2 separate regions of the Homo sapiens genome follow, and region 2 is linked to region 1. The links are chromatin loops, found by intact Hi-C in ENCODE. Cell type or tissue: tibial artery. All regions are shown on one strand. Links, peaks and the distances in the headings refer to the core of each region. The heading gives the core; the rest is flanking DNA.

The links. Peaks named below come from ENCODE experiments on the same cell type or tissue, not always from the same donor. Only the 100,000 strongest peaks of a DNase experiment are listed, where the experiment ranks them.
Region 2: a loop joins it to region 1, with 4 times the contacts of the local background. A loop is called at or near these places in 12 of 110 quality-filtered maps.

What each region holds. Positions count from the first base shown.
Region 1 is chrX:150,968,398-150,979,263 of GRCh38, forward strand. No RefSeq gene overlaps it. Among named protein-coding and RNA genes, the nearest start is that of HMGB3, 9.5 kb to the right of the region's middle. In tibial artery, for the core only: no CTCF peak of the experiment used is centred there; no DNase peak of the experiment used is centred there.
Region 2 is chrX:150,910,836-150,921,701 of GRCh38, forward strand. It overlaps LINC02927 (long intergenic non-protein coding RNA 2927), which reads left to right and starts at 6,367. Exons shown (of 3, transcript NR_186570.1): 1 at 6,367-6,448; 2 at 8,934-9,101; 3 at 9,951-10,103. In tibial artery, for the core only: no CTCF peak of the experiment used is centred there; DNase peaks (open chromatin) are centred at 5,456 and 9,076.

The sequences.
Region 1 (10,866 bases), core at 2,266-10,265:
TCTGTTAGAACAGTGAACCCTTCTTGGGCACTTATTTTTGTGCCAAGCATTGCTCTAAATACTTCATGTGTATTAATTTGTTTAATCCCCAGCATTTATAAGGTAGGTACTATTACAAGGCTCATTGTGAAAATGGAGAAACTAGCCAGGCGCGGTGGCTCATGCCTGTAATCCCAGCACTTTGGGAGGCTGAGATGGGTGGATCACTTGAGGTCAGGAGTTCGAGACCAGCCTGGCCAACATGGTGAAACCCTGTCTCTACTAAAAATACAAAAATTAGCCGGGCGTGGTGGCACACACCTGTAGTACCAGCTACTCGGGAGGCTGAGGCAGGAGAATAGCTGGAACCCGGGAGGTGGAGGTTGCAGTGAGCCAAGATCATGCCACTGCACTCCAGCCTGGTCGACAGAGCGAGACTCCATCTCAAAATAATAATAGTAATAATAATAATAAGAAGAAGAAGAAGAAGAAGAAGATACTGGGGTGGAGATAGGTGAAGTCACTTGCCAAAGTCACATAGCTGGTAAGTGACAGGATGCGGAGCCAGCTCCTGCTTTTCCTCGCCACGCCCGCCTGACCTACAGGCAGTGCTCTTCGGACTTCAGTGCTCTCTTTGCAAGTCAAAGCCCTGGCCAGCACTGCATATCGGTCACAGGATTCTAGTGCTTAGAAATAAAGAGGAGGGTGTTCCCGGAACCCACCTCCCTCCAGGTCCCCAGCTGGGCCCTGTGGCAGCCAAAGGGGAGTGCCCTTGGGCCTCCCTCTAGGAAGGAGGTGGATATGCAGCGAATCCACTGCTTGACTGAATTAAGTCCTCTCTTTTCCTCATTCCCCCTCCCCTCAGCCAGGTCCTCTTCCTTGCTTGGCTGAAACAGCCCACAGAGTGCTTGCTTCCTTCTGAGAGGGTGTGCCCTCCACACCTAGCACCCAAGAACACAGGCTTTCCTTTACTTGCTCAGGTCTTCATTCAGCAGATGTTTCCTGGTGTCTCCTGGGCCCCAGGCCCTGTGCTAGTTGCAAGGAAGCCCACGTGAGACAGTCAAGTAATCACCCAGACAGTGGCTGTGGCTGTGAGAAGCACCACAAAGGACCAGACGGAGAAAGGAAAATGCGGACCAGAAGTCGGGGAGTCTCCCAGGGAAGGTGTTGGGGACTGGGCTGAGGTCTGGAGGGTGGGTGGTACTTGTTTAGGCATGAGAGAGGAGGGAGAGGGCCTGAGGCAGTGGAAACAGCGGGTATGCGCCCCCGATGAGGGAAAGGAGAGAAGGCGGAGTTGGTATTAAGAGTGAAAAAGAGGCCAGGCCCGGTGGCTCACTCCTGTAATCCCAGCACTTTGGGAGGCCGAGGTGGGCAGACCACGAGGTCAAGAGATCAAGGCCATCCTGGCCAACATGGTGAAACCCCGTCTCTACTAAAAATACAAAAATTAGCCGGGCATGGTGGCGCGCGCCTGTAATTCCAGCTAATCCGGAGGCTGAGGTGGGAGAATCATTTGAACCCAGGAGGTGGAGGTTGCAGTGAGCCGAGATCGTGCCACTGCACTCCAGCCTGGAGACAGAGTGAGACTCAGTCTCAAAAAAAAAAAAAAAAAAAAAAGAGTGAAAAAGAGGCCACGCGCAGAGGCTCACGCCTGTAATCCCAGCACTTTGGGAGGCCGAGGTGGGTGGATCACCTGAGGTCAGCAGTTGGAGACCAGCCTGGCCAACATGGCGAAACCCCGTCTTTACAAAAAATACAAAAATTAGCTGGGCATGGTGGCGCCTGCCTGAGCTTCCCAGCTACTTGGGAAGCTTAGGCAGGAGAATCGCTTGAACCCAGGAGGCAGAGGTTGCAGTGAGCCGAGATGGCACCACTGCACTGCAGCCTGGTCGACACAGCAAGACTCTGTCTCTAAAACAAAAACAAAATAAAGCAAAAAAAAAGGGCCAGGCACGGTGGCTTACGCCTGTAATCCCAGCACTTTGGGAGGCAGAGGTGGGCGGATTACGAGGTCAGGAGTTCGAGACCAGCCTGAACAACATGGTGAAACCCCATCTCTACTTTAAAAAAGTACAAAAATTACCCGGGCATGGTGGCGTGCACCTGTAATCCTAGCTACTCCGGAGGCTAAGGCAGGAGAATGGCTTGAACCCGGGAGGTGGAGGTTGCAGTGAGCCGAGATCAGGCCACTGCACTCCAGCCTGGGAGGCAGAGCGAGACTCTGTCTCAAAAAAAAAAAAAAAAGTGAACAAGAGGCTACAGAGACAGGAAGGGCCGTGTCTGGGGTCCTTACTGCAATGAGAGGAGAAGCCATTGGAAAACTAACATGATGCTCAGAATTACAATATGAAGAAAGGTCACGCTTGCTATTGGTCGGAGGGTGGCTGGGAGGTAGGTGGGGCACAAATTCAGTTACTTTTTCCCACCCTTACTACCAATATCCCAAATCTAAGCCCACACCAGCTTTGACCTGCAACCTCTCCTAAAGGATCTCTCTGCCTCTGGCCCATCCCCTACAGCAGCAGGGAGGGCTTTCTCAAATAGAGTCTGGACTGGGTCATATCCTTGCTCAAAATCCCGTCATGGGCCTAGCGCGGTGGCTCATGCCTGTAATCCCAGCACTTCGGGAGGCCGAGGTGGGCAGATCACGAGGTCAGGAGATCGAGACCATCCTGGCTAACACGGTGAAACCCCGTCTCTACTAAAAATACAAAAAATTAGCCGGGCATGGTGATGGGCGCCTATAGTCCCAGCTACTCGGGAGGCTGAGGCAGGAGAATGGCATGAACCTGGGAGGTGGAGCTTGCAGCGAGCCGAGAACTCGCCACTGCACTCCAGCCTGGACGACAGAGCAAGACTCCATCTCAAAAAAAAAAAGAAAAGAAAAGAAAAAGAAAATGTGGTACATATACATAATGGAATACTATGCAGCCACAGAAAAGAATGAGATCATGTCCTTTGCGGGGACATAGATGGAGCTGGAGGCCCTTGTCCTTAGCAAACTAACACAAGAACCAAAAAACAAATTCCACAGGTTCTCACATGTAAGTGGGAGCTAAATGATGAGAACACATGGACACAAAGCGGAAAACAGCACACACTGGGGCCTACTGAAGGGTGGAGAGCAGGAGGAGGGAGAGAAACAGGAAAAATAAGTAATGGGTACTAGGCTTAATTCCTCAGTGATGAAATAATCTGTACAACAAACCCTCATGACCCAAGTTTACCTATGTAACAAATCTGCACATGTACCCCTGAACTTCAAAGTTAAAAAAAAGAAGAGTCTTAAATTCAGCTGATTAAAAAAAAAAAAATGCCGGGCCTACCTGTGGTCCCAGCTATGCAGGAGGCTGAGGCAGGAGGATCTCTTGAGCCTGGAAGTTGGAGGCTGCAGTGAACTATGATCATACCACTGCACTGCAGGCTGGGCAACACAGCGATATCCTGTCTCTTTATTATTATTATTTTGAGATGGAGTTTCGCTCTTGTTGCCCAGGCTGGAGTGCAATGACGCGATCTCCGCTCACTACAACCTCCATCTCCCGGGTTCAAGTGATTCTCCTACCTCAGCCTCCCGAGTAGCTGGGATTATAGGCATGCACCACCATGCCTGGCTAATTTTTGTATTTTTAGTAGGGACAGTTTCTCCATGTTGGTCAGGCTGGTCTTGAACTCCCAACCTCAGGTGATCCGCCCTCCTCGGCCTCCCAAAGTGCTGGGATTACAGGCATGAGCCACGGCGCCTGGCCACCTCCTTATTATTTTTATTTGTTGATGTATTTATTTATTTTTGAGATGGAGTCTTGCTCTGTCACCCAGGCTGGAGTGCAGTGATGTGATCTCGGCTCACTGCGACCTGTGCCTCCCAGGTTCAAGTGATTCTCATGCCTCAGCCTCCTGAGTACTTGGGATTATAGGCGCACGCCACCACACCCAACTAATTTTTGTATTTTTGGTAGAGACAGGGTTTTACCATGTTGGCCAGGCTGGTCTCCAACTCCTGACCTCAAGTGATCCACCCACCTCTGCCGCCCAAAGTGCTGGGATTACAGGCATGAACCACCGCGCCCAGCCTGAGATCCTGTCTCTCTCAAAGAAAAATCCTGTCATGGCTTCCCATTGCCTGCTGGTGAGAAGCAGTGGATGACAACCTCTGCCATGAACAGCCTTGGTCTGTCCAGGCTGTGCCCCACCTCTATGTCCCCAGAGCAGCTCTCACTGCACCCCTCCCCTGACATCCCAGCCTTCGGGTCCTCCCACCAGTTCACAGTAAACCTGCCCACAGCCTGGGGTAATTGGCTCGTTTATTGCCCATGGAAAACTCACTAACTCTCTGCATCCATTTCAAAATTACCTCTTTTGTTCATAAAGCCTTCCAGACCCTATGCCACCCACAATCAGACATAAAGCCTTCCTCTCAGCCTTTGCTGGCTCTGCCTGCTTGTCCCTCTATTTGGCATTGGCATTTATTTTATGCACACTCCATTGCAGGTGTGTCTGCCCTCCCTCCATTGCAAGTTTCTTGAGGGTGGGGAGTCTCCCTTGGGAATCTATGGAAGTCCTCTTGCCTTGGGGCCTACTTAGAACATGGTAAAGGAGTGGTCAAGGTCAATGGAAAACGCATTCGCTTGTTCAACAAATTGTAATGGAATGCCTGTTCTGCGCCACATAGAGGGACACAGTGGAAAACAGCAGACTGAGGTCCTTGGCCTCATGGTGCTCACTGTCTCCTGGGAAGCCAGTGTGAAGCTGCTGTACCACAGTGGGCATGAATTGGATGTGGAAAAACTAAGCAAGGAAAAGAGAGGCAGGCAATGTGGAGCTGGGGATTTTGATTCGCAATAGGTTGCTCAGGGAAGGTGACACATTTGAGCAAAGATGGAAGGGAGGTGAGGGCAGGATCCTGGCAGATGTGTGGGAGAGTGTCCCAGGTAGAGGGCAGAGCAAGCAGCAAGGTAGCAAGGTCCTGAGGTGGCTGTTCCTGAGCGAGGTTGACAACAGGGTGAGGAGAGATAGAATCACGTGTGTTTGCTGAGGGGGTTGGGGGGAGAGCAACCTGTGCAAACCCATTGGGAAGACGGGGGCTTCCCCTGAGGAGGTGGGGAGCCCCCAAAGTGTCCTGAGCCCTGCCTCTATGTCCCCAGAGTGCCTCGGGCCCCAGGGCAAGGCATCTGCATTTCATCCGATAGCTGTGCCCCGGGTCCACTCCGGACTTCCTTCATAACAAGGTCTGATTTAGCAGGACCGGTCTGACTACTGTGTCCAGGGCAGAGTGAAATTGGGGAAGAGGGACTGACACTCATAGTCACGACAAATGCCATACTTTTTAGAGTCACACATAAAGGACCTTTGCAAGGCCACCTTTCAGACTTGTTTGCTGTTTGTGGGGTTTATTTTGGTGGCGGGGGAGGGGGGAGGTGGGTGGCGGCAGAACTGGCGTGTTGCCTTGGGGGTACCTTTGTGAAGCCCCACCAGCAATGTCAAGAATGTTGATGCAGCCGGGCGCTGGGCGCGGTGTCTCACACCTGTAATCCCAGCACTTTGGGAGGCCGAGGCGGGTGGATCACCTGAGGTCAGGAGTTCGAGACCAGCCTGGCCAACATGGTGAAACCCCGACTCTACTAAAAATACAAAATCCCAGTGTGGTGGTGGGTGCCTGTAATCCCAGCTACTCAGGAGGCTGAGGCAGGAGAATTGCTTGAACCTGGGAGGTGGAGGTTGCAGTGAGCCAAGATCGCACCACTGCACTCTATCCTGGGTGACAGAGCCAGACTCCATCTCAAAAAAAAAAAAAAAAAAAGAATGCTGATGCTGTAAGAGACCCCAGAGAGCAGCTCCTGCTCCCCTTTTAATGATAAGAATCAGGCCCAGGTGGGGTGCAGTGGCTCACGCCTGTAATCCCAGCACTTTGGGAGGCCGAGGTGGTGGATCACCTGAGGTCAGGAGTTCCAGACCAGCCTGACCAACAAGGTGAAACCCCATCCCTACTAAAAATACAAAAATTATCAGGGTGTGGTGGCGGATGCCTGTAATCCCAGCTACTCGGGAGGCTGAGGCAGGAGAATCGCTTGAACCCAGGAGGCGGAGGTTACAGTGAATGAGATCATGCCATTGCACTCCAGCCTAGGAGACAGAGTGAGACTCCTTCTCCAAAAAAGAAAAAAAAAAAAAAAAAAAAAAAAGGAATCAGGCCCAGAAAGAGGGAATGAGGAATGAGCAGCATTTTAAAAACGGCAACTGTTGTGGATCACAAGGTTAGGAGTTTGAGACCAGCCTGACAAACATGGTAAAATCCCATCTCTACTAAAAAAACAAAAACAAACAAACAAAAAAATTAGCCAGGCGTGGTGGCGGGCGCCTGTAATCTCAGCTACTCAGGAGGCTGAGGCAGAATTGCTTGAACCCGGGAGGTGGAGGTTGCAGTGAGCCAAGATCGCGACACTGCACTCCAGCCTGGGCGACAGCGTGAGACTCCATCTCAAAAAAAAAAAAAGAATTAAAAATGGCAACTGCAGGCCAGGCATGGTGGTTCACGCCTGTAATCCCAGCACTTTGGGAGGCCGAGGTGGGCAGATCACCTGAGGTCCAGAGACTAGCCTGACCAACATGGAGAAACCCCATCTCTCTGAAAAATACGAAATTAACTGGGTGTGGTGGCAGGCGCCTGTAGTCCCAGCTACCCAGGAGGCTGAGGCAGGAGAATCGCTTGAACCCAGGAAGCAAGAGGTTGAGGTGAGCCAAGATCACACCATTGCACTCCAGCCTGGGCAACAAGAGTGAAACTCCGTCTCAAAAAAAAAAAAAAAAAGGCTGGGTGCGGTGGCTCATGCCTGTAATCCCACCACTTGGGGAGGCCGAGGCAGGCGGATCACTTGAGGTCAGGAGTTTGAGACCAGCCTGGCCAATGTGGAGAAACCCTGCCTCTACTGAAAATATAAAAATTAGCCAAGTGTGGTGGCACATGTCTGTAATCTCAGCTACTTGGGAGGCTGAGACAGGAGAATCGCTTGAACCCGGGAGGCGGAGGTTACGGTGAGCAAAGCTTGCTGCCATTGCACTCCAGCCTGGGCAACAAGAGCAAGACTCTGTCTCAAAAATAAATAAATAATAATAAAAATGATTTTTAAAATGGCAACTGCAATCCCATTTAGAGAGTGGCTCCTCCTCTCCCCACTGCAGGAATCCTTTCAGTTCAGGTAAAGAGAAACAGCTTGTACCTTTACATTACACATTACACGGGGTAGACACAGAAGGGCCTCAGTCACTAGCCAGACGGAAACTTGGTGTGGGTGGAGGGTGGGGACTACAGTCTGCTGCGTGTGCAGGCCTTCTGGATGGGATGGGGCTTGGAGGTGAGAATCTAGAATGGGTAACCCAGCAGCATGGTGAAGACTTCAAGGCGGGACAAGGCAGGGCTGTTCGGTAATGTGGTGGCTGGTGGGAGCTATCCCATTGGAGAGTCCCCTCTCTTCTGCTCCCTTCCCCTCCTCTGAAGGAGACCGGTGCCTAGAAGGTCAAGGGCCCTTCAGTTTCATCTCCATCTTCCCCACAGGACCCGGCCGGCCTGGCACGTCACTGGCCCTTGATGGGCTTTTGTAGATTAGGATTGTATTCCCACAAGGCGCCGGCGTGGAGAGTAAAAAGTAGGAAATCCTTTGGTCACTGACCCACTTCCCGCTTTTCATTCAATATGAAAGGAACCCAGAGCAGGGACGCGGTGGCGCTGGTGCTGCTGAAGAGGCCTGTGTCGTGCTGAACAGCCCTGGCTTCTGCGCTCCTTTCTCTTCCTTGTCCCAGCCCTGGGCAAGAGCAGTGCTGTGGGAGGGAGCCGCCCCGGTGGCTCCTTTCCCACCGTCCCCGGCAGCCTCCGGGGTCTGGTGGGGAGGGGGTGAGGGAATTCGGGAGGGGCAACGGGCGCAGCCATCTGGTGAAATGCAGACGCCCGGTCCCGGTCCCGGTCGGGCGCCGTGGCTCACGTCTGTAATCCCAACACTTTAGGAGGCCGAGGTGGGTGGATCACCTGAGGTCAGGAGTTCGAGACCAGCCTGGCCAACATGGTGAAACTCCGTCTCTACTAAAAATACAAAAATTAGGCCGGGCGCGGTGGCTCAAGCCTGTAATCCCAGCACTTTGAGAGGCCAAGGCGGGCAGATCACGAGGCCAGGAGTTCAAGACCAGCCTGGCCAACATGGTGAAACCCCGTCTCTACTAAAAATACAAAAATTAGCCGGGCGCGGTGGCTACCCGGGAGGCTGAGGCAGGAGAATTGCTTGAATTCAGGAGGCGGAGGTTGCAGTGAGCCGAGATCGCACCACTGCACTCCAGCCTGGGCGACAGAGCAAGACTCCGTCTCAAAAAAAAAAAAAAAATTAGCGGGCCGTGGTGGCGGGCGCCTGTAATCCCATCTACTCGGGAGGCTGAGGCTGGAGAATCGCTTGAACCCAGGAGGCAGAGGCTGCAGTGAGCCAAGATAGCGCCCTTGAACTCCAGCTTAGACGACAGAAGCGAAACTCCGTCTCAAAGAAAGAAAGAAAGAGGCCGGTCGCGGTGGCTCACGTCGGTAATCCCAGCACTTTGGGAGGCCGAGGCGGGCGGATCACGAGGTCAGGAGATTGAGACCATCCTGGCTAACACGGCGAAACCCCGTCTCTAATAAAAATACAAAAAATTAGCCAGGCGTGGTGGCCGGCTTCTGTAGTCTCAGCTAGTCGGGAGGCTGAGGCAGGAGAATGGCGTGAACCCGGGAGGGGGAGCTTGCAGTGAGCCGAGATTGGGCCACTGCACTCCAGCCTGGGTGACAGAGCGAGACTCCGTCTCAAAAAAGAAAGAAAGAGAGAGACAGAGAGAAGGAAAGAAAGAAAGAAAGAGAGAGAGAAAGAAAGAGAGAGACAGAGAGAAGGAAAGAAAGAAAGAGAGAAAGAAAGAAAGAAAGAAGGAAGGAAGGAAGGAAGGAAGGAAGGAAGGAAAGAAAGAAAGAAAGAAAGAAAGAAAGAAAGAAAGAAAGAAAGAAAGAAAGAAAGAAAGAAAGAAAGAAAGAAAATGCAGACACCCACGTCGCTTGGGGCCCGAGGCGCCGTCGAGGCTCTAGGTACCCGCGGCCTGAACTGTGCGATGTGGGCAGGAGAGGTGGTGGAGGCCAGCTTCAGCCACCGGGTTCCCCGCGGGTCTCTCTCGGCTTCTGTTTGGAACCAGAAAACCTCTTCTCAAGGGTGCTGGCTGCTCTCGCCAGCTCACCAAAGGCCGCGGCACCCACAGTGGAGCTAAGCTATCGAGAGCTACCAAGTGTGGCACCTAGTAAAGGCCAAGAGACCAGAGTTCCCGCCCTGGCTCAGCCACTGACCCATGTGGGGACTTCAGCAAATCTCCAGGCGTTGGGCCCTCTGTGCCACGAGGAGGCTGGGTTGGAGGGCCTGGAAGAGTCTTCCCAGTGGTGCAGCTCTGCAGATCCATTCTAATAGAGAACCACCTCTGAGAAGGTTTTCCCCTCTATGGGAAAAACAAGTAGAGTTGGAATGCAATTCCCACCAAAGAGCAGACGGTGAGGGGAGGGGACCCGGGGCTGGTAACAGGGAGGGGTGAGGGGAGGCACCTCGTGGTGAAGTAGTTCACAGGAGGCTAAGCGGTGTGCGGCAGGGGCCCTGAGAAGGCCTGGAAGCCAGTCAAGACTCCCTATCCCTGAAGATCTGCACTTATAAGGACTCCATATTTACAAAGGTTCCTAGGTGCCATATTGAAAGATCTTGTTTCATTGTAGGGTCTTCACAGCAAGTTCCCTTAATACTTATATATAAGATTTTATTTTATTTTTTTGGCTTTGTTGTTGCTGTTGTTGTTTTGTTTTGCTTGTTTGTTTTTGGATACAGGGTCTCACTCCAGGTTGGAGTGCAGTGGCACGATCTCGGCTCACTGCAACCTCTGCCTCCCGGGTTCAAGCAATTCTCGTGCTTCAGCCTCCCCACCTCGGCCTCCCAAAGTGCTGAGATTACAGGCATGAGCCACCTCGTCCAGCCTATTTCTTTGTTTTGAGACAAGGTCTCGCTATATTGACCAGGCTGGTCTGGAACTCCTTGCCTCAAGTGATCCTCCCGCTTCAGCCTCCCAAACTGCTGGGATTACAGATGTAAGCCACTGCATCTGGTTCATATATATATATATATTTGAGATGAGATCTCACCTTGTTGCCCAGGCTGGTCTCGAGCTCCTGGGCTCAACCAGTCTTCCCACTTCAGCCTCTCAGCCTCTCAAGTAGCTGGGACTACAAGTGGGTGCCACTACACCTGGCTTCCCTTAATATATTTTGTTCAACAATCCCATTCCACCCCTACCCCCCAAATCCACTCTGTCTACACTTCCATTGATTTTTTTAGATGGGGGTCTCACTATGTTGCCCAGGCTGGTCTCAAACTCCTAGCCTCAGGTGATCCTCCTGCCTTGGCCTCCCAAAGTGCTGGGTTTACAGGCGTGATTCCTTTTTTTTTTTTTTTTTTTTTCCCCTGAGACAGAGTCTCACTCTGTCACCCAAGCTGGAGTTCAGTGGTACGATCTTGGCTCACTGCAACCTGTGCATCCTGGGTTCAAGCAATTCTCTGCCTCAGCCTCCTGAGTAGCCGGGATTACAGGTGCCCATCACCACGCCCAGCTAATTTTTGTATTTTTAGTAGAGATGGGGTTTCGCCATGTTGGCCAGGCTGGTCTCGAACTCCTGACCTCAGGTGATCCACCCACCTTGGCCTCCCCAAGTGCTGAGATTACAGGCGTGAGCCACCACATTTGGCCTACAGGCATGATTCTTTTTTTTTTTCTTTTTCTTTTTTTTGAGACGGAGTCTCACACTGTCACCCAGGCTGGAGTGCAGTGGCGCCATCTCTGCTCACTGCAACCTCAGCC
Region 2 (10,866 bases), core at 1,330-9,329, 58 kb before region 1:
CACTTATACGAGATACTCAGAATGGGCAAATTCTTAGAGACAGAAAGTAGAATAAAGGTTATTGTGAGATGGGAGGAAGGGGGAAGAACTTATTATTTAATGAGTATAAGGTTTATGTTGGGGATGATAATAAAAGTTTTGGATAAAGATAGTGGTTATGAGTATACAACATTGAGGATTTAATTAATGCCACTGAACTGTATACTTACGGATGATTAAAATGATAAATATTATGCTATGTATATTTTACCACATTAAAAAAAAAACTGTTAAAAAATGTTACCTCCTAAGGCATGCATTTTAGAAAAGAAAATGGAAGGCTGCCCTCCCCAGATTCAGGGCAGTCGGGTAGAATCTTCGTTTTCACCACTTGCTTGGCCCATAGCACATCTCCTGTGCCTCGCCCTGCCTCTGGTGAATGCCTCTGGAATGCACTGGAAGGACTTTGGGGGCCAGCCTCACTGGTGACAGGCTCCCTGAAACCTCTCTTCACAGTCTCCCTTGAATCTGGCTTTCACACTTTTCTTTATGCATAGGCAGAGTCCTAAAGAGAAAGAGATTCCCGCACACCTGTCCATCTCCGTTTATTTCTTCTCATTCATTCACTCATATATTTATTTATTTATTGAGACAGGATCTTGCTGTGGTCCAGGCTGGACTGCAGTGGTGTGGTCATGGCCCACTGCAGCCTTGACCTCCTGGGCTCAATTGATTTTCCTACCTCAGCCTCCAGGGTAGCTGGGACTAGAGGCACACGCCACCAAGCCCAGCTATGTTGCCCAGGCTGGTCTCAAACTATTGGGCTCAAGTGATCCTCCTGCCTCGCCGTCCCCAAGTGCTGGGATTACAGGCATGAGCTACCATGTCCAGCCTATTTATTATTATTATTATTATTATTATTATTATTATTATTATTATTATTATTTTTAGAGACAGGGTCTTGCTCTGTCATCCAGGCTGGAGTGCAGTGGCATGATCATAGCTCACTGCAGCCTCAAACTCCTAGGCTCAAGCTATCCTTGTGTCTAAGCCTCCTGAGTAGCTGGTAGTAAGGCGCGTGCCACCACGCCTGGCTCTTCTAGCTCTATCGTCCTCTATATCCAGCCCATTTCTGATCTCAGGTCTCCACTTCCTGACACTTCTTTTTGGCCCCCGTCCAGATATAACAAGACCTTGAGGGTGACATTTGCCATCTTGTACGTTCGTGCACTCTGTGGCTGGTCTCTGTTAGAGCCCCAGAATTGCTCACTTGCGTGTCTGTCATCAGAAGGCAGATTGATTTCCCCTGCTGGCTCAGTGGTACCTCGCCCTTTAGAGTGTCCATCACCTTGATCCTTTCCTTTTTTGATATAATATCCCCTATCTCCCCATTGCCTACAGGATCAGGCAACATGCCTTGGCCTGGCATTCAATGCCGAGCTTTTCCTACCTCAGTACATCTGGCCTAATAGGTGACCTCACTGTTTTCTGAGTGGGCTTCATGCCTTTCTGCCTTCTTGCCTTTGCTATGTGGTTTCCATTGCCTGTTGCACTGTCTCTTAAGCCTTTGCATTCTGGCACCCAAATGCGAATGTCCCCTGAGCCCTGGATCAAGATGCACCTCTTTCTTGAAGCCTTTGGAGGACAAATGTAGTAAGGAATCATCTGTGATCTCCTTGTGTGAGCATTTCTATTTTCTATTATTTTTCAAATATACCTTGATGTTGAATTTATCTCAAGAGGAAGATTCTGGAAGTCAGGGACACATCGTACCTTGCGTTTCTCTCTGGGAGCCATGCATATGATTGGTGCAAAATAAACATTGTCCAAGTTGGCTTCGTGGAGAGGAGAATATTTGGTGCTCCTGGCACAGGGATCTCTCTTTCCTCTGTCACCTCCACTCTTTCCATCAGAGTCCAGCATGCCGGGTGGCCCTGGGCCCAGAGTAAGGGGGAGTGAGCAGTGCCCTGTCCCTCACCCCCTGTCCTCATCACCTGTGGGGATTTTCCTTTAGAAACTCTGACTTTTCAATTTTTCCAAGACTATCTTTCTGCAGTGAAAGATTGGGAGAGAACTAAGTGAAAGTATTCCACTTGGGGATCTGCTCACTGTCTGCTTACTGTGTCTTTTTGGGCCCTCCCTGCTTCATTGCCGCCACCACCTCCACCTGGCTCCTGCTGTCTCCATCTCGAATGGGAATTACTGGACCCTTGTCCAGCTGCTCCCTGGTCCCACTGCCTTCATTGCTGCACCCACCAACCCAGGCTCCACATGGCAATCAGAATGGTCATCCTAAAATAGATTTCTTCTTTTCACGCCCCAGCTCATAAATGGCAACTCATCTTCAAAATAAAACCAAGCTACTGAGTGTTGGCATCCAGGCACCCCAAGTCTCAGCCTTTGGCATGCCTCCTACACCTCTGATACTGCATTTATGGTACAAACTTGTTCATTTCCAAAATGCAGCGGGTGCATTGATGTCTCTAACACTCAATCTGGGCAATTCTCCCCTCCTGGACACCTCCCCCGCCCCTATCTCTGACCACTCACAACAAATCCTGAAAGATTTGTCTCCTCTCCAAAGCCTTGTCTCCCCAGGTCTCTCTCACTTTTGGACCCAGCCCCAGTATGAAACCAGTAAATACTCTCTAAAGTGAAGCAATTAGTTCACAATGAGATCCCACTTCACAGCCACCAGGGAGGCTGTAATCAAAAAGGCAGATACTAACCAGCATTGGTGAGGATGTGGAAAATCATACAGTGCTGATAGGAGTGTAAAATGGTGCAACTACCATGGAAAACAATTTGGGAGTTCTTCAACAAGTTAACTATAGAGTTACCATATGACTCAGCAATTCCACGGCTAAGTATATACCCAAGAGAATTGAAAGCACATGTTCAGGCCGGGGGCAGTGGCTCACGCCTGTAATCCTAGCACTTTTTTTTTCTTTTTTTTGAGACAGAGTCTTGCTCTGTTGCCCAAGCTGGAGTGCAGTGGCGCCATCTCAGCTCACTGCAACCTCGGCCTCCGGGGTTCAAGCGATTCTCCAGCCTCAGCCTCATGAGTAGCTGGGATTACAGCGTGCACCACAACGCCCAGCTAATTTTTTGTATTTTTAGTAGAGAGGGGGTTTTGCCATTTTGGCCAGACTGGTCTTGAACTTCTGACCTCAAGTGGTCTGCCCACCTTGGCCTCCCAAACTGCTGGGATTACAGGTGTGAGTCACCACACTCGGCCTAATCCTAGCATTTTGAGAGGCCAAGGCAGGTGGATTGCTTGAGCCTAGGAGTTCAAGACCAGCCTGGGTAACATGGCAACATCCTGTCTCTACAAAACATATGAAAAATTAGCTGAGTGTGGTGGTGTGCGCCTGTGGTCCTAGCTACTTGGGAGGCTGAGGTAGGAGGATCACCTGAGCCTGGGAGGTTGAGGCTACAGTGAGGGGTGACAAAGTAAAACCCTGTCTAAAAAAAAAAAAGGAAAGAAAGAAAGAAAAAAGCAAGCACATATCCACACAATGACTTGTACATGAATGTTCACAGCAACTTTATTCTTAATAGCCAAAGTGGAAATAACTCAAATATCCATCAATGGATGAATAATCAAAATATGGTCTACTCATAAAATGCAATATTATTCAACCGTAAAAAAATAAAGTATGGATACATGCTATAAAATCAATTAACATTGAAAACATGATGCTAAGTGAAAGAAGCCAGACAGAAAAGACCACATATTATATGATTCTGTTTATACAAAATGTCCGGAATAGACAAATCCATAGAGACAGAAAGTAGATAAGTGGTTGCCTAGGGCTAGCGGGAGGAGGTTGGTAGTTGATGGCAAAGAGGAGCAGGATTTCTTTGGCGAGTGAAGAAAATGTTTTGGAATTAGATGGTGATGGTTGTACAACCTTGTAAATATACTGAAAACCACTGAATTGTATATTTTAAAAGAGTGAATGGCCGGGTATGGTGGCACACACCTGTAATCCCAGCACTTTGGGAGGCCAAGGCAGGAGACCTGCTTGAGGCTAAGGAGTTCAAGACCAGCCTGGGCAACATAGTGAGACCTCCATCTGTACAAAAAAAAAATTAAAAGTTTGCCAGGCATGGTGGCTCATGCCTGTAGTCCCAGCTACTTAGGAAACTGAGGTGGGAGGATTGCTTGAGCCCAGGAGTTTGAGGCTACAGTGAGCCATGATTACACTACTGCAGTGCACCCTGGGCAACAGAGTGAGATCGTGTCTCAAAAAAAAAAAAAATATATATATATATATATATATGTGAATGAATTATATGATATGTGAATTATATCTCAATAAAGCTCAGTACCAGACACTGAGCAAGTATTTTACAGGCATTAGCTCCTCAATTCTCATAAAACCCTATGAGATAGTGTTATGGACTGAATGCTTGTGTCCCCCCACCAAATTCCTATGTTGAAACCCTAACCCCCACCAGGCGTGGTGGCTCACGTCTGTAATCCGAGCACTTTGGGAGGCTGAGTCGGGCAGGTCACGAGGTCAAGAGTTTGAGACCAGCCTGACCAACATGGTGAAACCCTGTCTCTTCTAAAAATACAAAAATTAACTGGGCGTGGTGGCGCAAGCCTATAATCCCAGCTACTCAGGAGGCTGAGGCAGGAGAATCACTTGAACCCAGGAGGCAGATGTTGCAGTGAGCCAAGATCACACCACTGCACTCCAACCTGGGCAACAGAGTGAGACTCCATCTAAAAAAAAACAAAAAAACTAAAAACAAAACAAAACAAAAAACCCCTAACTCCCAATGTGATGGTATTAGGAGGTGGGGCCTCTGAGAGGAAATTAGTTCATGAAGGTGGGGCTCCCTTGATGGGACTGGTGCCCTTATAAGAATAAAAAACACTAGTGTTCTCTCTCTCTTGCTGACATGTGAGGATACAGCAAGAAGATGGCCATCTGCAAGCCAGAAAGAGACCTCTCACCAGAAACCGAATCTGCCACCACCCTGATCTTGGACTTCCCGGCCTCCAAAACTGTGTGAGATCGCTGTTGTTTAAGCAACCCAATCTATGATATCTTATTATAGCAGCCTTAGTGGACTAAGACAGATCGGTGCTATTTTAATATCTATTTTACAGCTGGGGAAACTGAGGCACAGTTAAGTAGCTTGCTCAAGGTCACTCAGCTGGTGAGTGGCAGCACCAGGATGTGAACCCAGGAAGCCTGGCTTACATACCCCTGTTCTTAACTGCCTCTCTGGTAGACAGATGTGTGCTACAGGGCTTACAGTCAGAAAAGGGAGAATGGGTTCCTCATTCACTCTGCTTCAGAAAAAGGGTTCAAGGAGTCCCCAACTCCCAACAGCTGTGTTGTCCTGGGGAGTCCTGGCAGAATGTGTCTAAGGAGCTATTCGCCAGGTCTCTACCATATCTATAAGCAGGCAAAGCTCCCCAGATCCTTTATACAATGGCCAGGTCAGTGGGAAGGGGGTCTTCTGCCTTTATCCAGAGGATCTTTACAGGGTGGGTTTTTGCGTCCTCCACCCTGCCTTAGCCTTGAAATCAAGGCTGGTAGACCAAGCCAACCCAACAGGGCTGCTTATTGTTCTGGGGCTCCATTCAAGAGGACCAGTAGAGAGCCAGGATGAGTATCCCTGACCTTTAGCTTTCCTGATGCCAGGGCAGGACCTCTGCTTCTATGTATTACAGGACCTTGCATTTGTGGACCCAAGGCATAGGGAAGGGGGTTCCTGAAGCCAGTATTGGGGCCTGGTATTGCTTATTGCTAATGACAGACTACGGGCACGCAGTCATTCATTCAGTATATAGAAGGTGTCATCCAGCCATAGATGTAGAGAGCATGGACTCTGGAGCCAGCCAGGCTGTTTAAAGTTGGGCAAGTCACCTTGCCTCTCTGGTCCTCAGTGTCCTGATCTACAAAATGGGCAAAATAATGGCACTTACATCTTAAGGCTTTTGTGTAGAGGAAACACATTGATACACATGGAAAGTGCACAGAACAGTGCCTGGCACATAGTAAGCTCTCAACAAGCGATATCCTTTCGTATTGTTTTGTTTTAACTGTTATTATGTTGGCTAAGTAGGTGGGAAGAGAAGGAGGCACAATAAGAGACATCTGGGTTATTACTATGGTTTCAGGACTTTTACTCTCCAAAACCCGTGTTGAAATATAATCCCCAGTGTGGCAGCATTGAGAGGTGGGGCCTTTAAGAGATGATTGTGTCATGAGGGCTCTGCCCTCATGAGTGGACTAATCCATTCATGGTTTAATGGATTAATGGGTTATCACAGGAGTGGAACTGGTGGCTTTATAAGAAAAGGAAGAGAGACCTGAGTGAGCATGCTCAGCCCCCTCGACATGTGATGTCCTTTGCCACCTCAGTACTCTGCAGAATCCCCGCCGGCAAGAAGTCCCTGACCAGATGCAGCCCCTCAACCTTGGACGTTTCAGCCTCCACAACTGTAAGAAATAAATTCCTTTTCCTTATAAATTACCCAGTTTGGGGTATTCTGTTATAAACAACAGAAAACGGGCTAAGAGAGTTAGAGATGCTTCCTGAATCACAACAGAAAGTTCTGTACATCTTTTATCCCTATACCCTCTGAGGAGCTTATTCTGCTCTAGACGGACAGAGGTGATATCCCACTCATCTCCTGGTCAGCTCACAGTGCCTGGATGCATGTCATGTTCTGGGTACCAGTAGCCTCTCTGAGAGACATTAACAGGCTGGATTTGCTTCAGGAGCCAGTGATCAGGATGTTAAAGGGAAGTTAGAATTTTCTTTTCTTTTCTTTTCTTTCTTTTTCTTTTTTTTTTTTTTTTTGAGATAGAGTCTCTCTCTGTCACCCAGGCCGGACTGCAGTGGTGTGATCTTGGCTCACTGCAACCTCTGCCACCCAGGTTCAAGCGATTTTCCTGCCTCAGCCTCCCGAGTAACTGGGACTACAGGCATGCACCACCACGTCCAGTTAATTTTTGCGTTTTTAGTAGAGATGTGGTTTCATCATGTTGGCCAGGCTGGTCTTGAACTCCTGACCTCTAGCAATCTGCCCGCCTTGGCCTCCCAAAGTGCTAGGATTACAGGTGTGAGCCACTGCACCTGACCTATGGAAGTCGGAATTTTCATACAATGAATAATCTTGGTGAGTGTTTGGACCGGAGAAAAAGATGACTGTAAGGGGTAAAAAGGAAAGGAGTGATGAGGGAGACTCCTGGAGGGAGCTCCTGGGGAATTTGATCTGTATTCTGTGGCCTCAGCTTATGAAAATAAGGATAAAGGGGAAAAGCTACAGGGTGATGGACTCTGGAACTTTCTTGTTTTAAAAGAGACAGAGTCTCACCCTGTCACCCAGGCTGGAGTGTAGTGGTATGATCATAGCTCACTGTAGACACAAACTTTCGGACTCAGGTAATCCTCCTGCCTTAGCCCCCCAAGTAGCTAGAACGATAGATACATGCCACCCCACCCAGCTAATTTTTTTAATTTTTATTTTTGTAGAGATGAGTCTTACTATGTTGCCCAGGCTGGTCTCTAACTGCTGGCCTCAAGTGATCCTCCCCGCCTTGGCCTTCCAAAGTGCTGGGATTAGAGGCATGAGCCACCATGCCTGCCTGGCTGGATTCGGGAACTTCCTAAGGGGCAGAACAACCTCAAGATGGAGGAGCTGCCTCTGTAGGAAGGGAGTTCCCATTCTTCAAGATATCCAGCCTAGTCTCCCTTTGAGGTCCTTTTCAACCTAGAGGCCCCATGACTCTCCTCCCGCATGAGGGTTGAGCCAGGATAATATGGAAAGTCTGGGTTCCAAAACTGCTAGAGAAAAGCAAAAAGAGGTTTGGCAGGTCCTTTGGTTAGCCCCACATTTGAGACACACCTCTGAGGCTCTGCCACGTCCCACCCATGGCTGAACGGAATCATACACAGATTTTTCTGCCCACCTTTCCACACTCACCCTGTGATCCAGAGCTCAGAGAGTGAGACTGAGAGAGCTCATGCCAGGAGCTTTTAGTTGTCAAGAAAAGGAGTCATCGTGTCTTTAGAAACAGGATGAATGCGGAAAGCATACACACTGAAACGATTTCTAAGATTCTATATAGATCAAGGCCAGGGTCTAGCTGCTGAATTGGGGCCTAGCCTATCCTTTCCAGACAACACAATTCTAAAGTGCATTTCTCTCTTTTTTTTTAAAATTTATTATTATTATACTTTAAGTTTTAGGGTACATGTGTAAAGTGCATTTCTCAACACACCCCTTCATCTCTTGAAAATGAAATGCTGCCGGCCGCGGTGGCTCACGCCTGTAATGCCAGCACTTTGGGAGGCTGAGGTGGGCGGATCACGAGGTCAGGAGTTCGAGACCAGTCTGACGAACACAGGGAAACCCCTTCTCTGCTAAAAATACAAAACAAAATTAGCCGGGTTTGGTGGCGGGCACCTGTAATTCCAGCTACTCAAGAGGCTGAGGCAAGAGAATCACTTGAACCCAGGAGGCGGAGGTTGCAGTGAGCTGAGATAGCGCCACTGTACTCAAGCCTGGGCAATAGAGCGAGACTCTGTCTCAAAGAAAAAAAAAAAGAAAAGAAACAAGAAAAAGAAAATGAAATGTAATCCATGTCCTTGCAGGTTCTTCATCAGATCTGCATTGAGAGCTACATGAGAGGCTTTCCAAGCACAGCACAATAGAGCAGGGGCCTCCCTCAGTGTAATCTGCTTCAGCCCCCATGTTTAAAGAGGAAGGGACTGAGGCCCAGAAATGGGGAACAACTTGTCCAAGGTCACACAGGAAGGCAGTGGCAACATAAACCAGGCCTTGTGCCTTCACATGGGCTCAGTGCCATTGCAGCATTGCAGGCAGTGTGACTTACCCTGCTGTGGCTTTTCAGTGGCCCCCTGGGGGCCACACCTGCCACCCTGTTCTCCCTGCTAAAAGGTCTTTTCCTTTGTACCAGGTACTTCTGTCAAGTCCAAATCAAGCAGAATGGGTTCCAACCAGCAGCAGGGTTTTCACTTGTAAGCAAACCACAGAAGGGATCAGCCACCAACCCAACAGATGAACAACTTGACTTGCTTTCCAATGGAGCCCAGCATTTGAAGCTGTGATAATTGTCAGTTTAAATGTTAGTAAGTGAATGCTTGTAATTTACAAGTGAAGCTGCTTCTCTTATCAAGGGTCCCATTTCCTGTGGGCTGTTTGGAAGTATAAACTGTTATCAGAGGATTTGTGCTTATTTGAGGCTTGGCTTGCCCATCTGGTCAGAGAGAGAAAGTCTGGAGAGTATGCTGAGTCTAATTCTGCTGTACCCCATGACGAGCCTGTCCTGTTCAACATTCCACTTGCGGTCCATGAATCAAGCGCTATTCATGGGCACAGAACAGAATGAACCAACCTAAACCATTTCGCTTGCTTGACATTCTCTAAATCCCACTCCCCCCTTTAAACGCACAAGCTCAGGGCCTGTTTCAAAGGGCAAATATTGTGAAAATGAAGAAATTATTACAGATTATACTTGGAAAGAGTTCAAATGTTGTTGAAATACCGTGATCTGTAGGTGGCATGTCTTCAAAGAGATTCATTTGAATAGATCAGGCTGAGGAACAGTCAATAGCAAAATAGTTATTTGTGTATCAAGTATGGACAAATTCTCACATACCAGGAGGCTGCGAGACAGCACTTTCACAAGCTGATTTTAGATTTTGGCCCAACAGCTCTAAAGGCAAAGGCTTTCTAGGCTAAAGGGATGATTAGAAAGATAATAGACAAAGTCAACTCCAGATGTACCAGTTGACCACCCCTCTGCCAACTGAAACCCTACTCTTGGGTTGATTTCACAGCTCAGGAGGGGAGCTCAAACTCAAACTTGTCAATTTTGTGACTCAATAACAGACCCACTTTGGGGTGGGAGAAAAATGGAAGTATGAGCTAAAAAGGAGATTCTTTCAATTGCCTTTGCCCTTCTGTTTTCTAGGCTGTCTATGTCCTCCAACAGCTCAGAGACTCAGAGTTGATGCGCTGGATTCTACTGCAAGTTGCGTCTTGATAAACATAGTTACTATGTGAGCCAGCAAATTCCATTTCTAGATATATACCCAAGAGAAATAAAAACTCATGTTCACAGGAATGCTTGTACACAAATGATCATAGCAGCATCATTCATAATAGCCAAAGTGGGAGCAAACCAAATGTCCATCAAGCAATGGATGGATAAACAAAATGTGATCCAGTCATACAATGGAATATTATTCAGCCATTAAAAGAAATGAAATACTGATCTGTGCTCAAACATGGATGGACCTTGAAAACATTAGGCTAAATGGAAAATGCCAGACACAGAAGATAGGACACATAATCAGACACATGTTGTATGATTCCATTTATATGAAATGTACAGAATGGGCAAATCCACAGAGACAGAAAGCAGATGAATGGTTTCCAGGGGCTGGGGGGAGAGGGATGAAGAATGACTCCTTAATGGGTGCAGGGTTTCTTGTAGGGTGAAGAAAATATTCTAAAATTGATTTTATAATGGTGATTGCCCAACTCTGTGAATGTACTAGAAACCACAGGTAGTACATTTTAAAATGGTTAAGTGGTAAATGTCTTTTTTAAACATTTTATTATCACTATATATATCATAAAAGTTATTATTTTGACCACTATTAAGTATGCAATTCATTGACATTAAGTACATTTACAATATTGTGCAACTGTCACCACCATCCATCTCCAGAACTTTCTCATCATCCTAAACTGCAACTCCATACCCATTAAATACTTGCTATTACTCCCTCCCTTCCCCCAGCCCCTGGAGATTTGTTTTGTTTTGTTTTGTTTTGAGATGGCATCTCAGTCTGTCACCCAGGTTGGAGTGCAGCAGTGCAACC